Linked DNA regions of Mus musculus: region 2 is linked to region 1. A link is a loop called in an ENCODE intact Hi-C map of the cell type or tissue named here. Cell type or tissue: left cerebral cortex. All regions are shown on one strand.

The links. A loop is a pair of places that touch in the nucleus more often than their neighbours do. Peaks named below come from ENCODE experiments on the same cell type or tissue, not always from the same donor. Only the 100,000 strongest peaks of a DNase experiment are listed, where the experiment ranks them.
Region 2: a loop joins it to region 1, with 2.3 times the contacts of the local background. A loop is called at or near these places in 3 of 42 quality-filtered maps.

Annotation. Positions count from the first base shown.
Region 1 is chr5:122,704,747-122,712,746 of GRCm38, reverse strand. It overlaps P2rx4 (purinergic receptor P2X, ligand-gated ion channel 4), which reads right to left and starts at 5,203. Exons shown (of 12, transcript NM_011026.3): 1 at 4,960-5,203. The coding sequence starts at 5,093. In left cerebral cortex, CTCF peaks have their summits at 3,347 (motif pointing left), 4,914 and 5,117; DNase peaks (open chromatin) are centred at 5,045 and 6,563; H3K4me3 peaks cover 1,555 bases; H3K27ac peaks cover 2,005 bases.
Region 2 is chr5:122,631,904-122,639,903 of GRCm38, reverse strand. No RefSeq gene overlaps it. Among named protein-coding and RNA genes, the nearest start is that of P2rx7, 8.0 kb to the left of the region's middle. In left cerebral cortex, no CTCF peak of the experiment used is centred here; DNase peaks (open chromatin) are centred at 2,400, 2,758 and 3,393.

The sequences.
Region 1 (8,000 bases):
GACAGAGCTTCTCTGTGTAGCCCTGGCTATCCCGGAACTCATTCTGTAGACCAGGCTGGCCTCGAACTCACAGAGATTTGCCTACCTCTGCCTCCCAATTGCTGGGACTAAAGGCATGCACTTCTACATCAGGCTAGCAAGCACTTTTTCAGACATAGTCTTGCTATGTAGACCATGATGGTATTTACTAGATAGCCCAGGCTGGCCTTGAACTTAAGATGACCCCCCCTGCCTCAGTCTCCCAAGCATGCACCATGTTCTGCACTGGGAATTTGTGTTTGTGACTGCATATATAGACCAGAGAGCAGCCTCAGGTGTTCTTGCTCCAAAGACATCCACTTGGGTTTTGATATGGCAGTTTTTTTTTAAAGATTTATTTATTTATTTATTATATGTAAGTACATTGTAGCTGTCTTCAGACACTCCAGAAGAGGGAGTCAGATCTCGTTACGGATGGATGTGAGCCACCATGTGGTTGCTGGGATTTGAACTCTGGACCTTCGGAAGAGCAGTCCGGTGCTCTAACCCACTGAGCAGTTTTATCACGTAGCTCTGGATGGCCTGGAATTTCCTATGTAAATCAGTCTGGTCTTGAACTCCCTAAAATCCACCTGCTTCTGCCTCCTGAGTGCTGGGATTAAGGACATGTGCCACCCCCATGGCTGGCTTCCACCTTGTTTTTCTGAGACAGGATCTTACTGGGGCTGGATGATTAGATTAGCCATCGAGCCCCAGGGACCTGTGTCTGCCTCCCCAGGGCTGGGATTACAGGTGTGTGATCCAGCACCTTGTTCTGGGGGTCCAACTCTGGTCCTCCAGCTTGTGCTTTGAGGACTTCACTGTCTGAGCTCTCCTCACCCCCTCGGGAAACTTTTACAGTCCTGTGTTCCTTTTTCCTAGGAATTCTATTCAGGTCATCTTCTTCTGCTCCTTCCTTCTGAAGTAAGGGCATTGCTGCTGGCCTGATTAACTACAAACCTGAAGGTTCCTGTGTGAGTGCTGGGGTCACTGGGTCACTTAACTGCTCTGCGTCTCAGCTTGTCCTGCCTTTACACTGAGAAGGATAACAGGACTTCACAGGATTGCAGTGAGATAAGTTAATAAGGCAAGGGTAATACCTTACTTAATCAGTGCAGAGCAATCTAAACACTGCCAAGAGCTGATGTCACATTGCTACAGAACACCAGTCTATGTTGTTTCAGATACACCCTCAAAAGACTTCAGAAATAGGTATTGTTTTTACCTTTTCTATTTTTTCTTTTCTTTCTTTCTTTCTTTTTTTTAAAAAAGATTTACTTGTTTATTTTATATTGTATATGAGTACACTGTAGTTGTCTTGTCTTCAGACACACTAGAAGAAGGCTTCAGATGACATTGCAGATGGTTGTGAGCCACCATGTGGTTGCTGGGAATTGAACTCAGGACCTCTGGAAGAGCAGTCAGTGCTCTTAACTGCTTAGCCATCTCTCCACCCCTCTTTCTTCCTTCCTTTCTTTCTTTCTTTCTTTCTTTCTTTCTTTCTTTCTTTCTTTCTTTCTTCCTTCCTTTCTTTCTTTCTTTCTTTTCGACAGGGTTTCCCTTTGTGGCTCTGGCTGTCCTGGAACCTACTCTGTAGACCAAGCTAGCCTTGAACTCAGAGATCCACCTGCCTCTACCTACTCTGTGCTGGGATGAAAGGTATGTGCCACCACTGCCTGGCTCTTGGGTTACTTCCTCCTGGGTTTGTTTGATATAAGCCATCCCCGATCCTCTGCCCATCCTAAAGATGGTTTCTCTCCCACCGAGCCCTCTTCTGCAGGGCGCTAATGATGGAGAGGTGAGGGCAGAAAGACTGTGGGTTTTATGACCCAGTGCACCGAGTTGCTGAATCCAGGAATGAGAGATGACACCATCATCATGGGCTTATTTCCTCATCACATGAGTAAGATCCCTGGGAATTCTGGGCAAGTCTTTCCGCAGAATTCCCTCACGCACAAAGAGATTGCACTTTCACCAAGAGTAATGAAATCAGGAAGTTAACACAGAAAAGCCAGGTGTGATGAAGCGTGCTTATAAAGCCCGGCACTTGGCCGGGCAGTGATGGCGCATGCCTTTAATCCCAGCACTTGGGAGGTAGAGGCAGGCAGATTTCTGAGTTCAAGACCAGCCTAGGTTACAGAAGTTACTGGCCAGATAATCACAGATCTTGTCTTTAAAAAAAAAAAAAAAAAAGAAGGAACAGGAAAACTAATGACATATTTTATGTGGTCCAATATAGGAAAAAAATTGGGGGGGTGGAATAGGGGACGGGATGAGACAGGATTTCTCTGTGTAGCCCCAACTGTCCCAAAACTCACTCTGTAGAACAGGCTGTCCTGGAACTCAGAGATCCTGCCTCTGTCTTCCCGAGCACTGGGATTAAAGACTTGTGCCACCACCACCCTGAGACATCATCAATTTCTAAAGTATTAGACTGGAACTGGACTTGGTAGTGTACACCTGTAATCCCCTCACTTGGAAGGTGGAGACAGGATTGGGAGTCCAGTCTCGTCATCCTTGGTTACAGACTGAGTAGGATAGCCTGGGCTACATGAACCTGTCCTACCCACAAGCCCCACAACCTCCTTGCTGGTGAGATGGTTTCAGCGGGTAAAAGTGATCACCACATATGTCTAAGAACCCGAGTTCCATCCCTGGAACCCACAATAGAAGGAGAGAAGTGACTTCTAAAAGGTGTCCCCTGGCATCCTTGTGTGCTGTGGCATGTTCCCGCACTCATACACAGATACATACCCAAAAATAAAATCAACATTTAAACAAACAATAGCACAAAGCTTGTCTGGTATGCAGAAGGCCTTTGGTACCTCAGGGGAAAAAGTACTGATATGGAATTTTACTTTTTTGGTGTACTATATCAAATATAAAACCTCGTGTGTTTTTTTTGTTGTTTTTGTTTTAGTCTGAGTGCATTTTAATTGAGACAGCTTGAGCATTCAGTGGCTGCATGTGGCCCTCTTCCAATGACAACAGCCACAGAATCTTATGGGTGAACAGATTATCCCAGGAAAACAAAAGCCGAGAGCTCAAAGCTACTGGTGAGCCCCTGATTCCAGATACTCCAATCCAAGTTATTTAGTGAGCTAGCAGCAGGGCTCAGTACTGGAGAGCCCATCCCGAGCACTGGAATTATTCACTCCAGAGACTTAATCTAATCTGCATTTAGATACTGGCCTCTCAGGCTGGAGAGATGGCTCAGCGATTAAGAGCACTGACTGCTCTTCCGAAGGTACTGAGTTCAAATCCCAGCAACCACATGGTGGCTCACAACCCCCTGTAATGAGATCTGACGCCCTCTTCTGGTGTGTCTGAAGACAGCTACAGGTACTTAATAAAAATAATAAATAAATCTTTGGGCTGGAGCAGTCAGAGACTGAGGGAGTGGGTTGACCGGAGCGAGCAGAGGTCCTATATACAATTCTCCACAACCACATGAAGGCTCACAACCATCTGAACAGCTACAGTGTATTCATATACATAAAAATAAAAAAAAATCTTAAAAAAAAAATAGATACTGGCCAGGGGTTTTTCAGGTACTGGTGACTGAATGACTCCAAGGCCTCATGCTAAAGAGGACGTTTTTTGGAGACAGGGGCTCACATAGCTCAGGCGAGCATTCTTCTGCCTCAGCCCCATGAATACTGGGATTGCAGACATACTGATTACTGCCTCCTCCAGCTTCAGCGAGTCTTATCTAGTGTCTACCGCTTCCATATGGTGGAAGCTACAACCTTGTGAGCGGAAACTCCTCTGCATTCTTTTGAATGCCCTTAGGCGGTCTGAACAGATTCCAGACCTAACACCAAAGCAGGAGACCTGTTGATTTATTATTTAGTTGGGACACTGTAATAATTCTGGTTGTCCTGAAACTATGTAGACCAGGCTGGCTTTGAACTCATAGATATCTGCCTACCTGTCTCTCACCAGTGCTAGGATTAAAGGCTGTATCTTAGGCATTCTTAACCATCTCTCTGGGCCATCTCTCCAGCCACCTGTGTACCTATTTCATATACCTAAGGCCACACAAAGCTTTCTCAGGTGAGTGTGGTCAGGCACAGAGGTCTTACAGCTCTGAGTCAGTTTGTGAATTGGCAATCTATCTGTGTTTTTTGTGGATTCCTAAGTGACTCCAATGTGTTGTTTGGGGACCCGTGCTTTAGGCCCTTTAGTAAGAAAACAGATCCACCTGTCACGCTAGCAGCTGTTGACACTCGAATACCTTGAAATTGGGCCCAGGAGGCAAGGTAAGGTTCACCATCTCTCCTGGGGTGTATTACAGCCTTACAGGTGCATCCAATTAAAATTAAACGTTTCATAACGCCTAGTGATGGGAGGGTATATATAAACAGTAATGAAGAGCAGAGTTTAGAATCAAAATCAGGCGGGTACTCATATTCCCAACCAATCCAACAAAACAAAGGAAGTGACCTTGGGACACTTTTGGGAAGTGTGACATCTCAAGGGTACTGGGTTATCAGAAGCTTCTTAAGGTAACAGAAACCACAGACCCAGAAAGTACCGAATGAAAACCACAAGCCTTGGTTTCTGTCCGAGTTTGAAAAGGAACCGAAGAGAAGTCCGTGACGCACAGAGTTAAGCCTTCCCTGCCCTGCCCCTCCACCAAGCCAAGGCGCAGCATGAAGCAAGTCGGGAGGGAAGGATGCGAGAAAGATGGGGTGACAGTCTAGCTAAGACGAGGCTTAGCTCCCAGGACGTCCAGTAGTCCCCAGTGTCCTGTTCAAGCTGGTTCCAGGTGGCTTGGCTAGAGCCCGGCGAGGGCGTGTCGCCGCCCCTTGAACTCGGGGAGGAGGGGCTTGGCCGGCTCAGCTATTGCCCCAGACCCAGAGAGCGAGCAAGGGGGCGCTGCCAGGTCCCGACAGTCTGGGTTGCCCCCAGCCGCGGCCCCTCCCCAGGCCCGCTCACCCAATGACGTAAGCCAGGATGAGCAGCTGCACCACGCGGTTCATGAGCCCCACTTTACGGCTGCGGATGAGCACGATGCGCGGCGTGTCGTACTCGAACAGGAAAGCCCGGAGCACGGAGCAGCAGCCTGCCATGGCTCCGCCGCCCGCTGCTCCGCGTCGTGGCCACCGCGGGTCGCCTTGTCGCTGCCACCACCACCACCGGGTCCGGGCAGCAGCCCCGCCCAGCAGCTCGGCCCGGAAATAGGCGGCGCGCGACCTGAGGAGCGCGTCTCCTCCCCCTCTGCCACCCCAGGGTGACGCCCCAACTCGTGACCCTCTCAAAGGGACGATCTAAAAAGCAAGAGTGGTATAGCACTAAGGGACGAATTACCTCTGGAGCAGGGAGCAAGGTCAGCTCCCGGAGGGACAAGGATAATGACGCCCTCAGGCCTAGGATTGAAAGGCAGACAGTTGAGTTCTGTTGCAAAGGACAGCTCTGCGGTTCAGATATAGGATAACGAGCCGTGCGCCAGGGGAACTTGGATAGGAGTTACATTCCTAGAGGACCCGAGTGCTGAAGAGTCAGTCCCCTGACTGAAGGAGGCAAACTTGATCTGGATGTAGTGGAGGGAGCCCCGCTGTGCTGCTTTATGAAACTATAGGGTGGGTGAATAAGTACCTGGTGTACTAGGATGTCTGCAGAAGTCAGCCACAAATGCCACCATATACCCCTCTTAGGCCTGAAGCCGATCCATGTCCCTACCCCTAGTCAGATAACTGTCGTAGTTGCACCTGAGAGGAGGCAACAGCCAGCACCTGGGGGGTGGGGGGGGGTCCCTGTAGCCATCTTGCTATTGAGAATGGCTTACCGCAAGCTTAGGGAGAATTGGAAAAATTCAAGCCCGTGGGGAGACACCATTGTTAAGGTCACATATATCCATTCCCTTCCGAAGTTTTTTTAATAGGCGTTTTATATTAAGTGTAACAGATACATCCAAGTACCCTTATACCAGGTACTGTCCAGCAAGCATAGTGAGAGCATCTCAGCCCTGTGCAGTATAAATATAGCAGGTAATATACACAAGGCTTGAGGTTCTAATCAGACTCCTCGCGGTTCTTTTCATTTTCTGCTCCATGCATCTTTTATTTCATCTGAGTTAGCTTCAGCTTCTGGTCACTTGGCTCCATGGATCTGAGAGAGCATGGTGGACCTTACAGAAAGGCATGGGGACAAGGTGTGTCTTTCCACCACCAGGTCCCAGGGAATTAGTTATTCCAGCTGGCTTCACCTCCTTTGTACCGCCTCCCAATGCTAAGATAAGATTTGCCGTTATGTCATAGCTCCCAATGTTAAGGTCTCTCAGCATCCAGTCCCCTCTCAGCATTATCTCCCACGTAGGGAAGAAGCCTTCAACACATGAAGGTTTGGGAAGAACTCTTCATACACAAGTCATAGTGCCCTGTTACCAGCGACTCATCACGGGATTTGAATGATTTTGAGTTTTAATCTAAGGCCTAGTGGGAAAACATGCCAGCCTGGTGTGGTGGCACATGCCTGTTATCCCAGCAGTCCGAAAGCAGAGCTGGGAGGATTGGCACAAGTTCAAAGCCAGCCTGGTTTATATACCTAGTTCTAACTATAGAGTGAGACCTTGTTTCCGTCTATAGTCAGTGAGTAGGATAGATGCTGCCAAATTTGACAACCTGAGTTTAATCCCTAGAACATAAGTGGTGGAAAAAAAGAGAACAAACTCCCACGATTGTCCTCCAGCGTGTGCGTGCCCCCCTCCTAGTACATTGTTTGAGAAAATTCTGAGACAAAAGAATAAATATAAGCCATGTGATATTTCCTTAATTCTTCTTGACCACTACTCTCTATGTCTTACTGGGTCATCATCCTGAGTTTCTCACACGCAGGACAAAGGCTCTGGCGTGACATCTCCAGCCCTGACTGCTTCTTATTTTGTAATACCTATTTGATTTTTTTTTCCCAAGACAGGGTTTCTCTGTGTAGCCCTGGCTGTCCTGGAACTCACTCTGTAGACCAGGCTGGCCTCGAACTCAGAAATCCGCCTGCCTCTGCCTCCAGAGTGCTGGGATCAAAGGCGTGCGCCACCATGCCTGGCTTGATTTTTTTTAAATGTATTCATCTTTAAAGGATTTATTTTTAATTATGGGTACTTGTGTGCATGTGACGTGTGTCATGCATATGTGCAAGAGGACACCGGATCTCGTGGAACTGGAGTTGTGGGCAGTTGTGAGCTACTTGATGTGTGTCATGAGTAGTTTTATAAGTCTTACAGTTTTTTTTCTCTATCCCAGCTAGCTTTCAAATAAATGAGACTGAAACTATTAGATTTATTTAATAGGCTTTACAGTATAAGATCTAAGCAGCTCTTAATCTATTCTAATTCTCTAAGGTAATCTGGCTGTCAACCAGCCAAAACCGCCTAGAAACTTGCAGTTTAATATCAGTCTGGCTCTCTCTGCTCCAGTCTGTTCTCATGGTATCTCCTGGACCCTCTCTACTTGGTGAATATTTCTTTCCTTCTCCCCTCACCCCCCAGCCCCCACCGCCACTGGCAGAAGTCCCGCCCTATTCTCTCCTCTAGTCAGTTATTGGTTAATAGAGCTTTTATTGACAAATAGAATAAATGGGGAGCAATGTTTGCACAAATTTGCGACAGCATGTCTTTGAATAAGCATTACAGTACCCTGCTTGCCATGTAACAGATATAAGAGCAAAGAGATCGACATTTGAATATTACAAGAATAATCTTTACACAGTAAACAAAAAATATTATGCCTACAGATGTGGGTGCTGGAAACCAAAACTTGGATTCTCTGGAAGAGTGATAGGCTATTACCAAACCACATCTCCGGCTTTTTATTGGGGGGGGGTTGTACATGCTCATACTGAGGCCAGAAAAGACATCAGATCCCTTGGAGCTGGAGCGTTGTTGTGGGTCACCTGACCTGAGTGCTTGGACTGAACTTTGGTCCTCTGCAGGACTAGCATGTCATCTTAACCACTGAGCCAGTTCTTCAGCCCCCACATCT
Region 2 (8,000 bases), 73 kb after region 1:
TATTTAATAAGGTGTGGACTGTGGCTGGAAACAGGGCCTGCTATGTAATTTTTGAAGTCCCCCTGATTTTAAAAAAAAAATAAAATCAAGAGTTTCAAGATGGCGACAAAGCCACATTGAGTTCCTTTAAGCATGGGTAGGACTTGCTGTGAACACACAGCTCCCACACCCACAAAGCGGATGCATCTGGAAGAACAGAAAGCTGGTCTCTAGGAAGGGAAGTCACTGGTGGAACTCATGGTTAACAAGAGACTTGTCCCCTTTCTTGTAGCTAGTTACCCCCCGCCCCCGCCCCCTCTCTAGCATTTGCTTCTCATTCTTGTTGACAAAGCACCAAATATAAAATCTCCAACTCCAGATTAATGTTCCCTTCTGAGCCCTGAACCCCTGTAGTACCTAGATAGCCCACAGACAAATCACATCTTCAAAACCCTGCACGGGCTTGTAGCTCCACCTAGGCACTTGCCTGTCATAGCTGAGATCCCTGGTTCTAGCACGTGTGCCACCCAAACCCTCCAAACAATCAAAGCCACACTCCCAGCAGAACAAGCATCCTAGTAAGGAGTCATGAAAGCAGGAGAGAGGAGGCAGTCAGAGATTCGCCATGTCCGGTGTAGGTGTGGCTCTGAGGGAAACAGACACAACAGTTGATTATTTGTTGTTGTTGTTGTTGTTGTTGTTGTTTTGTTTTGTTTTGTTTTGTTTTGAGACAGGGTTTCTCTATATAGCCCAGGCTGTCCTGGAACTCGCTCTGTAGACCAGCCTGGCCTCGAACTCACAGATCCACCTGCCTCTGCCTCCTAAGTGCATAGGAGTTGGTCTAAATGGGAGGATATGCAGTCAAGGGAAGATTGGGCAGGGGGCTGATGAGACAGAAGCAATGGAGCCTTTCAAAGAATAAGCTGGCTTGAAAAGTATGTCGTCATTGGTGGTCTATTTCTTTGTGAAGTAGAAAGCCAGGTTGTGATGTGAACAGAGGTTGTAGGATTTGAAGGATGACTTTTTTGGAAAAGGGTGTGTGTGTGTCTGTCTGTCTGTCTGCCTGTGCATGTGGTGTGTGTATGTCTGTCTGTGTGCATGTGGTGAGTGTGTGTGTGTATGTGTGTGTGTGGTGTGTGTGTGTGTGTCTCTGCGTGTGTAGTATGTGTGTGGTGTGTGTGTGTGTGGTGTGTGTGTCTCTGTGTGTGTAGTATGTGTGCTTGTGTGTGTCTGTATGTGTGTAGCATATGTGTCTGTATGTATAGTATGTGTGTGTGTCTGTATGTGTCTGTGTGCATGTGGTGTGTGTGTCTATGTATGTGTGTATGTTTTGCATGTTGCATGTGTGTGGTATGGGTATGTGATGTAAGGCCCAGTTTCTTTAGGGGCACCTGGAGGTTTTCTCTGAGTAACAGATAAAGTTGTCTGCAAAGATAACAGGAAACGGTATCTCTCTGTAGCTATAGGAGTGTCTGAGATGTGGCCTGATCTCCTAAGGACCTATGAATAGCATATGAAGCTAAAATCTCTCCCTGTGCTGAGGCTGCTTTTTTCAATTCCACCTGAGCTCTGTGGTTCTGTCTCTCTGGACACCCACTGTGTGTCTCTAGAACACACGACTTCTCTGCTTTTCAGAAAGCATCATTCCACTGGGCTCTAAGTCCAGATCCACCGACTCCGGGATCCTAGGAAAGCAAACCTGGTTGATTTGGTCATTTCTCCCTGACCAAATCCATTATGACTGCGGATAGGGCCACAGGACAGATGTCATCTGGAGCTACCTGGGGATAAGAACGATGGCGGGTCAGGGGACCCCAGGTCCTCTCTTGGGTAGGAATGCTTTGTGGTTCTTCCAGGCTATTTCCCAGGGCACTAAACCTTACTGGTAAATGCTTATCAGCAGGGACTTGCCCTCAACTGCCTCCACTTTCCCTATCCCCCAGCCCTGACCCCCCTCCCCCCAGGACTTCCCCATTATCTTCCTGTTGTCACTCCCCGAGGAAACTACTGATTCTAAAACCCTTGCTGGTGTGTGCGTAGAGGGAGACCCCTGGCATTATGTGACTTGCTGCTGAGTTTGGAAGCCTCAGGGGAAGCAGCCAGCAGGCCCAGCAGAGGGAATCTAAAGTGTCCTGAGGACACCAGACCATGAGAAGACGCAAGTGGGAAAGGGGGTGGGGGGCGCGGGAGGCGCCTTGCCCTCAGAAGCCATAGGAAGAATGCTGCTCCAATAAGTCAGCGGTCCAATAAGTCAGCGGTCACAGACTTAAGGGCCGGTACAGAGCTTCGTCATAAGCCGCACTTAGTCAAGTGTGGGCAGATAAACCATGGGACCAGACAGAGTCAAGGATTAAGCGCGGTGAGAGTGGGGGCTAGGCGTAGGAGCAAAGCCTACAGCATCTGGGGAGAAAGGATTCATTCACGTCACACACTCTGGAAAGGACAGGCTAGCTGAGTGGTGTGGAGGTGGCTGAAGACGGGGGACTGTGGTACTTGAATTCATCAGGTCTAAGATGTTTAGTTCTAGGAGACAGAGTGGAAACACCAGCAGAGAACTGGTTCAGCTACCCAAGATGGGCTTCTTTGTGTTTCGACTGCTTGCATTTGGGATTAAGGAGAAAATAAAGGTAACAGGTTGTTGCCCTTTGCAATAGCGCGGTGATGACGTCACGAAATGACGTCACCACAGGAGGTTTTTACCTCCCCGCTCCCTCCTGCAGCAGCTGGCGTTGGACTCTTCCTCCTTCCAACTCCGTCCCTGTCAACACTGACGTGGCTGCATTGATGACTGCCCCTCAGGTGTGTCATGTGTCAGCACAGTTCATTGTGGCCGGCCGGCGAGAGCTATGCCAAGTGGTACTTTCCCTACTCTGTGGCTCCGTGGCGGATCCTGGCAGCAATCCTCTCAGCCTTCCCTCCTCCGCCTCTAATCCAGAGTTCTTAGGTCCTGCTGCTCAGCAGTGGCACAAGACTAAGGGGAAACTCTGGATTTAAAAACGCTTTCAAATAACTAGATAAACAAACAAACAAATAAATAAATAAGGCTTTTTGCTGAGTTTTAAGCCTCTCCCACATGTGGCTATTAAAAAAATTATTTAAATAAAATAATATAAAATAAAACCCTAAAAAAGAAAAGAACAAAAATAAATAAATAAATAAAAAAGATAAAATAAAACCCTGAAGTTTTCTGTCACACCAGCTGCACATGCCTAGTGGTTCTCCTTTTAGGCATTGACGGTATAGAAAGTTCTATGGGACATACCAACTAACTACCCGTGCTAGCTGGGAAGGAAAAAGAAGAGAGTTTAGTGTCAGGTCAGTGATGAAGGGGAAGACAGTTCCAAGTCAGGTGACCTCTGTTTTCTGCATGAAGGAAGAGGCAGAGTAGTCCGATGGGAGGGAAGACAGGGGCGGAGGCCGTGGGATGAGAGTACAGAAGAGTCAAAGCTGTTGCTATGGTGAACCGGGGAAGAGAGCCAACAGGGACCACAGGAATTCCAGGGTGCTGTGGAAAACTGGAGACCGTGAATTTGTTATTGCAATGGTCTGCATGGCTGCCCAGGGGACAGGATTGAGCCTTTCCCCGAGGACAACCTAACGGCCCACCAGTGCTTCCCAAAAAGTTGAGTGGCTCTTAGGATTTGTAGCTGTTGGCGCCATCGGGGTATGTTATGGGCATCAACTGCAAGCAGAACCCCAGACACAGGAACAAGAGGAGGACTCTATATCCCTGCTGCCTCTTGCCCCTAAGTCACATTTCTCTGAGTCTCACACCCTTGCTGGCCCCATAATGCAGGGAAGTAAGCTCTAAGTCAACTCAGGCATGGAGAACAGTTTCAATCACTGTCTTCTACCCTCCTCAAATTACCAGTCCCCAGGTGTAATAGACACCCCTCATGGCCCACTCAGAGGCCACTCTTCCTTTCTTGGATAACAGAATCCTCGTTTGTTGTTTGTTTCTGACAAGGTTTCCCTGGGTAACAGTCCTGGATGTGCTGGAACTCACTCTGTAGAACAGGCTGGCCTTGACTCACAGAGATCTGCCTGCCTCTGCCTCCTGAGTGCTGGGATTAAAGGCGTGTCTGGATATTATTTAGTTATTTTTTGAGACAGTGTCTTGCTACACAGCCCAGACAAGCCTTCAACTCCCGATCCAACTCCTGATCCACCTGCCGGAGCCTCCTCAACGCTGAGAGTTCAGTCACGTGCCACCAAACTTGTCCTTTCAGATTCCCCAATTTAATTTGAAGCCCTTGGGAAAGATACCTCTATCCTCCACTCGGTTGTATCAAGCTGGTCCCGTTTAACCTGGATGTGATCGGGTATGAAAGCTCATGGGGCCACTTAAAAAAAACATGAAGGAAATTTTACCATGGGGAGGGGCCTTCTGAAGAAAGATTTTATTCAGAAAAGATCAGGAGAAGAGGCGGGACTTCTGTATCACGTGCTCTGAGTGGCAGAGCAAATAAGAAGGGCTTGGCTGGCGTTGAGTCACGTGACCTTTTTTTTTTTTAAACTTATAGCCAACGTGCTCTGCAGTGTGGTTGTGGCTAGCGCCACTACAGTCTGTGTCACAGGTCCAGCAGGCTACCCTTTCTGTCATCTTCCTCCTAGCAACTTTGCCCTAGAAGTTCTTTGGCACTGAAGCTTCTGATAATTGATAAGATGAGGTTCCATTTTTTTTAAATCCTTTCTTCCTGTCCTGCTTGTAAGGGCCCTGACAGCTTCTTTGTTAGTGTAGCTAGCCTAAAAGAAATCTCACTCTAGTGATGAATGGGTTCCCAACCTCTAACTCCCATAAATCAAAAGAATTTTGTAGTTGTTGGAGACAGGGTCTCTCATTTGCAGCCCTGGCTGTCCTGCAGCCCTGTGTAGACCAAGCTAGCCCTGAATTCAGAAATCCACAAGCCTCTACCGTCCACGCACTGGGATCAAAGGTGTGTACCACGATGCCTGGTTTTTCATTTTATTTTTGAGACAGGATCTGAAGTAGCTCAACCTACTCTCAAACTCCCTATGAAGCTGGAGATTAGTTCAAACTTCGGACCATCTTAGGTCCTACCTACCAAGTACTAGAATTCCAGGCATGTGCCAGCACATGAAGCTTGAATTTATTTTTATTGGGGTGTGTGTCTATGTGTCTTTGTATGTACATGTGTGCTACCGCATGTGTGTGGAAATCAGAGGAGTGGGAGTTGGTCCTTTCTTTCTACCATGTTGGTCTAGGTGACAAATGCAAGCCTTCAGGCTTGGTAGCAAACTCCTTTACCCATGGAGCCCTCTTTCCAGCCCTTGAATTACTTTTAAGTATACAGTGGAGGGCTGGAGAGATGGCTCAGCAGTTAAGAGCACTATCTGCTCTCCCAGAGGTCCTGAGTTCAATTCCCAATGACCACATGGTGGCTCATGACCATCTGTAATGGGACCCAATATACTCTTCTGGTGCATCTGAAGACAGCTACAGTGTAGTCATAAAATAAAAAATAAATCATAAAAAATATAAAATAAGCTGAGCAGTGGTGGCACATGCCTTTAATCCCAGCACTTGGGAGGCAGAGGCAGGTGGATTTCTGAGTTCGAGACCAGCCTGGTCTACAGAGTAAGTTCTAGGACAGCCAGAGCTATACAGAGAAACCCTGTCTAGAAAAACCAAAACAAAACATATATATGAAATAAAAATATCTAATATATATACATATACTCCACTAATATATACATATATATATATATATATATATATATATATATATATATATATATATATATTTGTGATGGTTTGTATATTCTTGGACCAGGGAGTGGCACCATTTGGAGGTGTGGCCTTGTTGGAATATAGGTGTGACCTGGTTGGAGTAGGTGTGTCATTGTGGATGTGGGCTTAAGACCCTCACCCTAGTTGCCTGGAAGTCAGTCTTCCACTAGCAGCCTTTGGATGAAGATGTAGAACTTTCAGCTCTGCCTGTACCATGCCTGCCTGGATACTGCCATGCTCCCACCTTGATGGTAATGGACTGAACCTCTGAATCTGTAAGCCAGCCCCAATTAAATGTTGTTTTTTATAAGACTTGCCTTGGTCATAGTGTCTGTTCACAGCAGTAAAACCCTAACTAAGACAATACTCCACTGTGTATACATACATACATACATACATACATACAGTGAAGTACATTAAGTATGCACACGTTGTTATGCAACCATCAACAACATCTGTCTTCACCCATTTACTGTTGCAATAGCAATGCCTGATACCAGGCAATTTGTAAAGAATAGAAGTCCAGGAGCATGGCCCTGACATCTGTTTGGGGTTTTATGAAGGCTTCCCGCTGCATCAAAACATGGGAAAATGCATCACACAGTGGAAAAGCACACTTGTGTCTCAGATGTCTCCTTGACTCCTTTGTTATCAGATCTTCCTGCGTAGCCCAAGCTGATCTTGACCCTGTCCCCCTTTTGTCTCAGCCTGGTAAATGCTGAGATTATAGATATGAACCACCATGCCTAACTGTTCTGTTGAGACAAAGCCTCGATCTGTAGTCTATCGTGGCCTCAGGTGTAGCCCAGGCTGGCTTTGAACTTGCAACAGTACTGTCTCAGCCTCCTGAATACTGAGATGATAGTGTGAGCTGGCTCACCCAGCTCCTGCTTTTAATTCTTTTAGGTATAAACAACCCCTAGAGGAACTGCTGGATCATGTGGTAATTCTATATTTAAGCTTTGTGGAATGGTAGTTGTTTAATCTACAAAATATATATCCATTATCCATATGTACCTGATGGCAGCTCCTTTTTAACCCTAAAACTTCTCTCTCTCTCTCTCTCTTTCTCTCTCTCTCTCTCTCTCTCTCTCTCTGAAACACTTCTGTCTTAGTGAGGAATTGCCAGCTTCATCTCTTTCCCGGATATCCCCAACAGAGACTTGCTCCCAAGCAAGCCTGACCTAAGTGCAGCTTCTCTCCTCTTTTCTGTGAAGTGCCATCCCCTACCGCCCCACCTTAGCATAATAAATCCTCATAGTGTGACACAGGATTACCACCAGTTACATACACTCGAGTCACTTAACAATGCAAACTCATTCTGCGTAGACAGACAGCACCTTCATGCCAGTGACCTTGACTCTCATGGGCCTGTGTTGTGGGTCTCCATCAGAGAGGTCTCAAGAGACCCAGACCAAAGGGAGAAGCCAATGGAATAGGCTGGAGCTACGGTTAAGTTACCAGGCCATGGTACTGCAGGAAAAGGCAGGATCAGTGAACAGGAAGAGAGATGAGCGCCAAGGAACAGGTCAGGGGGCTAAGCTCAGAATGTGTGTGTGTGTGTGGGGGGGGGGCTCAAGAATAAGAAGTGGAAAGAAACCCTTGATCCTGACTCCTGCTGAAGAGGAGAGGGTGTGGCCGCCGAGCCCAGGGCTTTGTGCTTTCCCACCCAACTCATTGCACCTGTGGTGGTTTGTATACGCTTGGTCCAGGGAGTGACACTATTAGGAGGTGTGGCCTTGTTGGAGTAGGTGTGTTACTGTGGACGTGGGCTTTGAGACCCTCATCCTAGCTGCCTGGAAGCCAGCCTTCTCCTAACTGCCTTCAGAACAAGAGGTGGAACTCTCAGCTCCTCCTGCACCATGCCTGTCTGGATGCTGCCATGCTCCTGCCTTGATGATAATGAACTGAACCTCTGAACCTGTAAGCCAGCCCCAGTTAAATGTTGTCCTTCTAAGACTTGTCTTGGTCATGGTGTCTCTTCACAGCAGTAAGACCCTAACTAAGACAGTTCCCATTAAAGTCTTTCTTCTCACTGCCCATCTTATGGACTCAAGCCGTTCCCCAGGTACTTACACCCATCATCTCTCTTGCTTTTTGCTTACCCACCCCCCAGTAACACTCTCCCACTTAGCATCTACATGCCCTGACCGTTGCCTTCCCTTTAGGCTCTACCTACCACTCAGCAGCAGCTCTGATGAAGAGCAAGTTGAATATCTGTATTGTTTCTCTGAAATGCACATTTTAAATCTCAAGTGTCCCTGGGGTT